2 separate regions of the Homo sapiens genome follow, and region 1 is linked to region 2. The links are chromatin contacts, found by Hi-C or POLR2A ChIA-PET in ENCODE. All regions are on one chromosome and are shown on one strand. The core of a region is the stretch at or near the end of the contact, and the rest is flanking DNA. Distances in the headings are between cores, read along the strand shown. Region 1 overlaps LINC02389 (long intergenic non-protein coding RNA 2389). Region 2 overlaps LINC02389 (long intergenic non-protein coding RNA 2389).

Region 1 (3,071 bases), core at 555-3,054, 34 kb before region 2:
GTGTGTCTCAACAGGACACCTCAACAATTTACGGCTCCAGGATCTTGGGACAGAGGTCCATAGCTCAGAAGGTAATGGTTACCATGACAAAAAATTCACCATCAACAACAAAGACACACACACACACACACACACACACACACACACAAGACCTCTTCATTTCCAGTATCTTACCATCACCCAAACAACACAAACACCACCAATCTGGGCAGTCTTTGAAATGCTTTTTATTTTTCAGCGATACTCCTACAACTTTGACCATTTAAAAACAACGACCTGCTCTTGATTGTGACATGCTAGCAACATTGAGGTAATTATGGCCTCAGCTCCAGGCAGATCCATTTCAGGGGAGTTCCTGCCACCACTCATTGTCTCTCCACAAGGAGACCTGAATGGAGAAGGGAAAGGCTGAAGGCTGTGTCTCCCTCTGATCTAAAAGTTCAGACTTTAGAGAAGGGCCATGCTGTATTCTGGAGTAGGCATGTCAGTGCCCTAGTTCTTTCTACAAGCAAGCTTGCCTCCTCCCTTCACTCAAGTATTGGCCAATTCTATTTAGAATTCTAAAGGTAGAAGGACCACCTCCTGACATTTCTGAGAAACATGCTCAGGCTATCTTCACAACTCCACTCAAACCCACCTGTGTTCTGGAAGAGGGGCTGCAAAATCACTCTCCAGGGATTTCATGCTAGAGACAGAGGCCAGCTGAGACAAGTGTCCGCTTTCACTGTTTCTGCTCCTTCAGGAACAGGATGCATTTGATGGTCCCAAAAGATGCTTTCCTTGCCTAAAATTCCACAGAAAACTGGACTGAAGCAAGATTTGACTTCGTGGTTTGACACATGTCCAATTACTCCACAACATTTATGCCTCAGTAGGTACCCAAAACTCGACGGCAGCCATCATTGACCAATGTGTGCCCTGGGTCACTGCGGTGGAAGCAGGGACATGTGGAACAAATAGTGCAACACAATCTCACTCTGGGGAAAAAAAATACGTGCTGCAGAAAGTCAGTGGAGGACAGCATTTTGGTAGATTTTTTTTTTAGTCATTTCGTCAATAAATGTTTTCTCAGACACATGCTGGGCCCTAGAGATAGCATGCTGAACTTGACAGATAGTCCCTGCCTTCACCTAGCTTACTATTAAGCTCAGGTTTGAGGATCCAGCTGATCTGACTTCAAATCCAGTGGCCTACATTTGCAGAGCCTCCTCAGCTATAAAATGAGGATGATAAAATTATGCAAAGGGTTATCGTGAAAGGTAAATCAGATAATCCATGTGAAGTATTTAGCCCACTGCCTTGCTCTAAGTGGTGGCTGTTGTTAAGATCATTATTTCATAGGTCACTGGAGGCCTGCTGGAAACTGTGCACTGGACACCAGAATGACCTTATCTGTATGAAGGGCCTTTGGCAGGCAACCAACCCAGAGTCTCAAAGGACTGCATCCCAGCTACAGACAACAGAGCCCCAGAGCTCTCAGCTGAAGCTCAGCATTCACAATCACACAATGCCCAGAAGAACCCAAGCCCCACCACTGCTGGCAGGCCACTGCCCCAGGCAGCAATAAAGGCTCCCAGAGGCCTTTTGTCAATTGTCCCCTGAACAGAACATAAACATCTCCATGCTGCCATTCAGTGGACATCCTGTTTACATGGTGAGTGGGGATCTTGGTTGCTTTCCCTCTTCTCTTTTTAAAGGCTGTAATTATGTTTACCCAAGTCCAGCAGTAGATGCCAGGAGGACTGTGAGTTGATTTCCCTGGCTAACACTGCAGACGGCTGGCGGCAGCCCCACTGACCCCTGCATCCTAGGCAGAGAGCCAGCCCTACATTCTCCTTACAAAGACAGCCATTCTCACTGAGCAGTTTTCTTTGCATGCATGCTGGGATGCTCTGGATAATTGGCTAGCCAATGCCAAGATACGTCAGCACTATGCACGTACCGGATAACTGGATAATGAAGGGAAAGGAAGGGTACAGAGCTCTGTAGTTAGAATGCCTCCTGGGTACCATGCAGTGTACCATGAGCATTTCACATGCAGGTAGTCCCTGGCTTATGATGGTTCAACTTACAATTTTTTTTTTTTTACTTTATGATGTTGCAAAAGTGATGCACATTTAGTAGAAACCATACTTCAAGTACCCATACAAGCATTCTGTTTTCACTTTCAGTACAGTATTCAATAAATTATATAAGCTATTCAACACCTTATTATAGTAGTCTTTGTGTTAGATGATTTTGCCCAACTGTAGGCTAATGTAAGTGTTCTGAGCAAGATTAAGGTAAGTCCAGGTTAAGGTGCTACATTCAAAAGGTTAAGTATATTAAATACATTTTTAACTTATGATATTTTCCATTTATGATCAGTTTATCAGCATGTAACCCCATCATAAATTGAGGAGCATTTGTATATTGTTTGATCAATCCCAGTACAACCCAGAGAGTTATGTATTGTTACCAGATTTTTCAAATGAGGAAAAAAACATAAGGTCACTCTGCTGGTAAGTGGTAGAACTGGAATTTAAACTAGATCTATCAAGCTCTGTAGTCTATGTTCTTTCTACTCCAGAAAAAAAAAATGAGATAACATTTTATGCATGCCCAGATGAGTTGTTTTGACTCAGTGATTCCCAGGTGTTTTCATCCCTTTCCCATCTGTTGTAATATATTTTCAAACATCAACCCAATGCAACATTATTTTTTCTTAAATGGAGTCTCACTCTTGTCGCCCAGAATGGAGTGCAATGACACAATCTCAGCTCACTGCAACCTCTGCCTCCCAGGCTCAAGTGATTCTCCTGCCTCCACCTTCCAAGTAGCTAGGATTACATGCTTCACAGGAATAAAATAGAGCTCAGAGAGCAGCCCAGGCCAAAAGGGAGCAATGTACATGGAAGTATGAGTCAATGCTCACAACAATCGAGGTCCCAGGAAACTGTGCTCATGACACACCTTATCTTCAGGGTCCCTATGGCCCCTCTCAACTCATGTGAACTCTGCTCACTCCTAGCAGATGGTATTCTCTCTCCCTGACTTCCTCTCGGGATGTTTCAGGCAACCACTAAGGTGGC
Region 2 (2,892 bases), core at 106-2,605:
ACGGACAACAGCACTCAGAAGGTGATGGAAGCAATAAAGGAAACTGCTGAATGAGCCAGCAAATGAGGAGATGTGGCTGCAGCTAACTGCATAAGTCAGAATATTAGCTTAGAGCTTATTCGATGGGGCAAATGCAGTCAGACCTGGCAACTGGAGCTGCTTCAATATAATGGAATGTTCAGGGCACAGCCCAGCACTCAGAACAAGGGCTTCATCTCCTAAGTCACCGGGACATGGAGAATGGCCAAGGCTGCCACATGGAACACACAATCTAAGGCATCCCCCCACGGGTGACCATAAATGCCCCCTGGTTGGGGGTAAGGAAAGAAAGTGTAGGACAGCTCAAACACATCCCACCATGCAGGATGGACTCAGGACTGAGGTAGGGACCCAGACTTAGGAAAAACAGAATGACAGAGGATGTTAGAAGGTGAACTATGTCAGGAATAGTCGAAGGAACTGGGAAGGCTTGGCCAGAGAAGACAAGATCTGGGCATGAGAAGGGTGAGTGGCTTAAGGGGAGAGATAGAAACTCTTTTCCTATTTTTGAAAAGTTGCCCCATAAGGGCAAAATGAAATGTGATCTATGTGGCACTAGAGGGCAGAGCCAAGACTAATGAATGAAAAGTTTTAAGGAAGCAAGATGGGATTTAGATGAGGAAGTCGCCTCTAGCATCATGGTTTTCAGTGGTGACAATCCTGCCCCATAAGGAGCATTTTGGAGATTTATACAGGCTTTTGTAACTTCTAATATAGTCATACTAGAGCATTTACATGTTAAAATACAAACATTTATTACAAGTTTCTTTCCTGTTCCTTCTCCTTTGTATTACAGTTAAGGCAAAATATTTACTTTTAAAAGATTATATGTGTGAGTTACATTATGTATAGATTTCATTTTGGAGTAGAAAAGAAGCTGTTACCAAATATACACTATGAAAATGGGGCCAAAAATACATTATGAAATTGACTTTGCCTGCAATGGGACCCGCTGCTCTGGCAGAAAAGTGACAAACCAAAGGATCTTGGCCAAATCTGCCTATAAGCATTTTTGTGGGGTATGTTCTGTATTCTTCAAAATTTTGAATTAGTTGCTGACATTTAAATGCTGGGAGATATGTACACATCCAGCAAGTAGGCTGCACTGCTGCTTGGCAAAAACTCACCCTGGAAAAGGTAAGACAGCTCCCTTTGGAAAGGGGATCCATGTCTCTGGCCACCCTCCTGCACCCAGGCTCGCTTCACCCACTTACACCATTGGCCTTGGCCTTTGGATCAGATTGTGGCTCCTGCTCTCCAACTCAAGCTCTCAGTAAATCAACACAGTACGCATTGGGGCTGGCATTCCTCCCTGGCAGAGACCCTATATGGGAGAGTGAGGGAAGACTGACTCATCTGCCTGGAAAGAGATCTCAACTTTTCAAGGTTGTGGCTGTTTGGGGGAATCTCATAAAGCCTATTCATGCTTCCCCAGAGAAGTACACAGCCACACAAAAGGTTGCTTATAATTTCAATAGATATTGGACCCCTTATATCTTATTCTGCTTAAAATTAAGATTCCAGCTCTAATATGCTGTGGAGCCCAGCTGGCTAACCAAATCATACTTCCCATCCCAACTCTAATTTGGGGGATTTTTTTCTATGTGTAATCAGATAATTTTTGATAGACTCCCCATAGGGATAACGACATTTAGTCTGCTACACCTGTGGACAGTCAGGCAGCTACTGAATGCTAGTGAAATAACGGTTCTTTGAGTCAAGCAAGTAAGTAACACCTAAAATCTGCTATTCTTGGAAGCTGCCTGCTTCCCAGAGGTCTCCAGCCCAACCACAACCGATAAATAAAATCAATTCTAAGATCAGATGCCCTCCCTCTCCAGTGACTGCTTAGGCCTGTAATTAAACTACGAAGACAGAGATATCAACTATGTTAGACAGCGAGCTTTAAAAAATGAAATGTGGCATCATTTATTTTCTGGAGAACAAATGCCTTGAAGCTAGTGCCTGGTCATATTAATATTTCATTTTTATGTTTCCCTTGCCAGTGATCCCCCAGCCCTTTCCTGCTTTGCAGCATTCTCAGACTTCCTCAGAAGTCATGCATTTAAAAACATGTTTAAACACACATTCTTATAAAAACCTATTTCTCCTTGGTAAGAGGGGAGGGTTAAAAATACCCAGCATCCTCCCAAAAAATTACCAAGAAGCCTTTAATTTGGCACATGTCCTTCCTGTGATTTAAACTCATCAAACCACAGCCGTCCCTGGATAAAATTAGAATCAGACATAACAAAAACAAGATATATAGAAGACTACTGGGAACAATCTTTAGAGATGTTAAAAATAATAACAAATATAGAGAGAAACTGTGCTTTAAAATCACACAATTCTAGATATATCCAGATCAATATATTAACGCAAATACTGCGAAAAGTTATACCATAAAAGTTGAATAATATTTTCATAAAACAAGGCAGTGTTTTCACAAGGCACCTTTCATCAAGCAATATTACAACTTCAGAAAGCACTGGATAGAGAAAGGGAAATATTCCCCAAATCCAATAAAGCTCAGTTGCACCATTTAAAATAACTGCCAAGAAATGGGACATTCTGGGACAGAATTTTGGATCAAACTACTATGTTATTATATCATTGTTTAGAAATGGAAACTCAATTATGTTACAGAATGGCCTTTGTGAATTACTAAACGACTTTGAAATGATAGATGAAAACTTTCTTCTCAGATCCACTCTCACTGGGATAAGAGTGATTTCTCTACTTGGCATGCAATACATGTCCTTCAGAGCAAATTGTTCTGGCCAGAAATGCTCATGCATTATGACAAGGAGCAGAATAACAGCTTTTACTTAAAGCTTTGCACCATAGCGAGTT

The links. Hi-C counts contacts between places; a loop is a spot of excess contacts on that map. ChIA-PET counts read pairs that join two places held with the same protein, here RNA polymerase II (POLR2A).
Region 1: a map of CD4-positive, alpha-beta memory T cell shows a loop between it and region 2 (15-fold over the local background). The contact joins two enhancer-like sites. A Hi-C loop is called at or near these places in 2 of 168 maps with a recorded cell type or tissue (CD4-positive, alpha-beta memory T cell and transverse colon). POLR2A ChIA-PET finds 5 or more read pairs at or near these places in 1 of 52 experiments (naive thymus-derived CD4-positive, alpha-beta T cell).

The regions. Positions count from the first base shown.
Region 1 is chr12:64,945,029-64,948,099 of GRCh38, reverse strand. All of the region lies in intron 2 of LINC02389 (long intergenic non-protein coding RNA 2389), which reads right to left. All of the region lies in intron 3 of LINC02231 (long intergenic non-protein coding RNA 2231), which reads left to right. Among named protein-coding and RNA genes, the nearest start is that of LINC02231, 46 kb to the left of the region's middle. Within about 2 kb of position 1,804, at least 7 of the 41 ENCODE cell types and tissues checked have a DNase peak (open chromatin) inside an H3K27ac peak, as active enhancers do.
Region 2 is chr12:64,911,154-64,914,045 of GRCh38, reverse strand. The region is part of intron 2 of LINC02389 (long intergenic non-protein coding RNA 2389); the gene reads right to left. Among named protein-coding and RNA genes, the nearest start is that of LINC02389, 29 kb to the right of the region's middle. Within about 2 kb of position 1,355, at least 2 of the 41 ENCODE cell types and tissues checked have a DNase peak (open chromatin) inside an H3K27ac peak, as active enhancers do.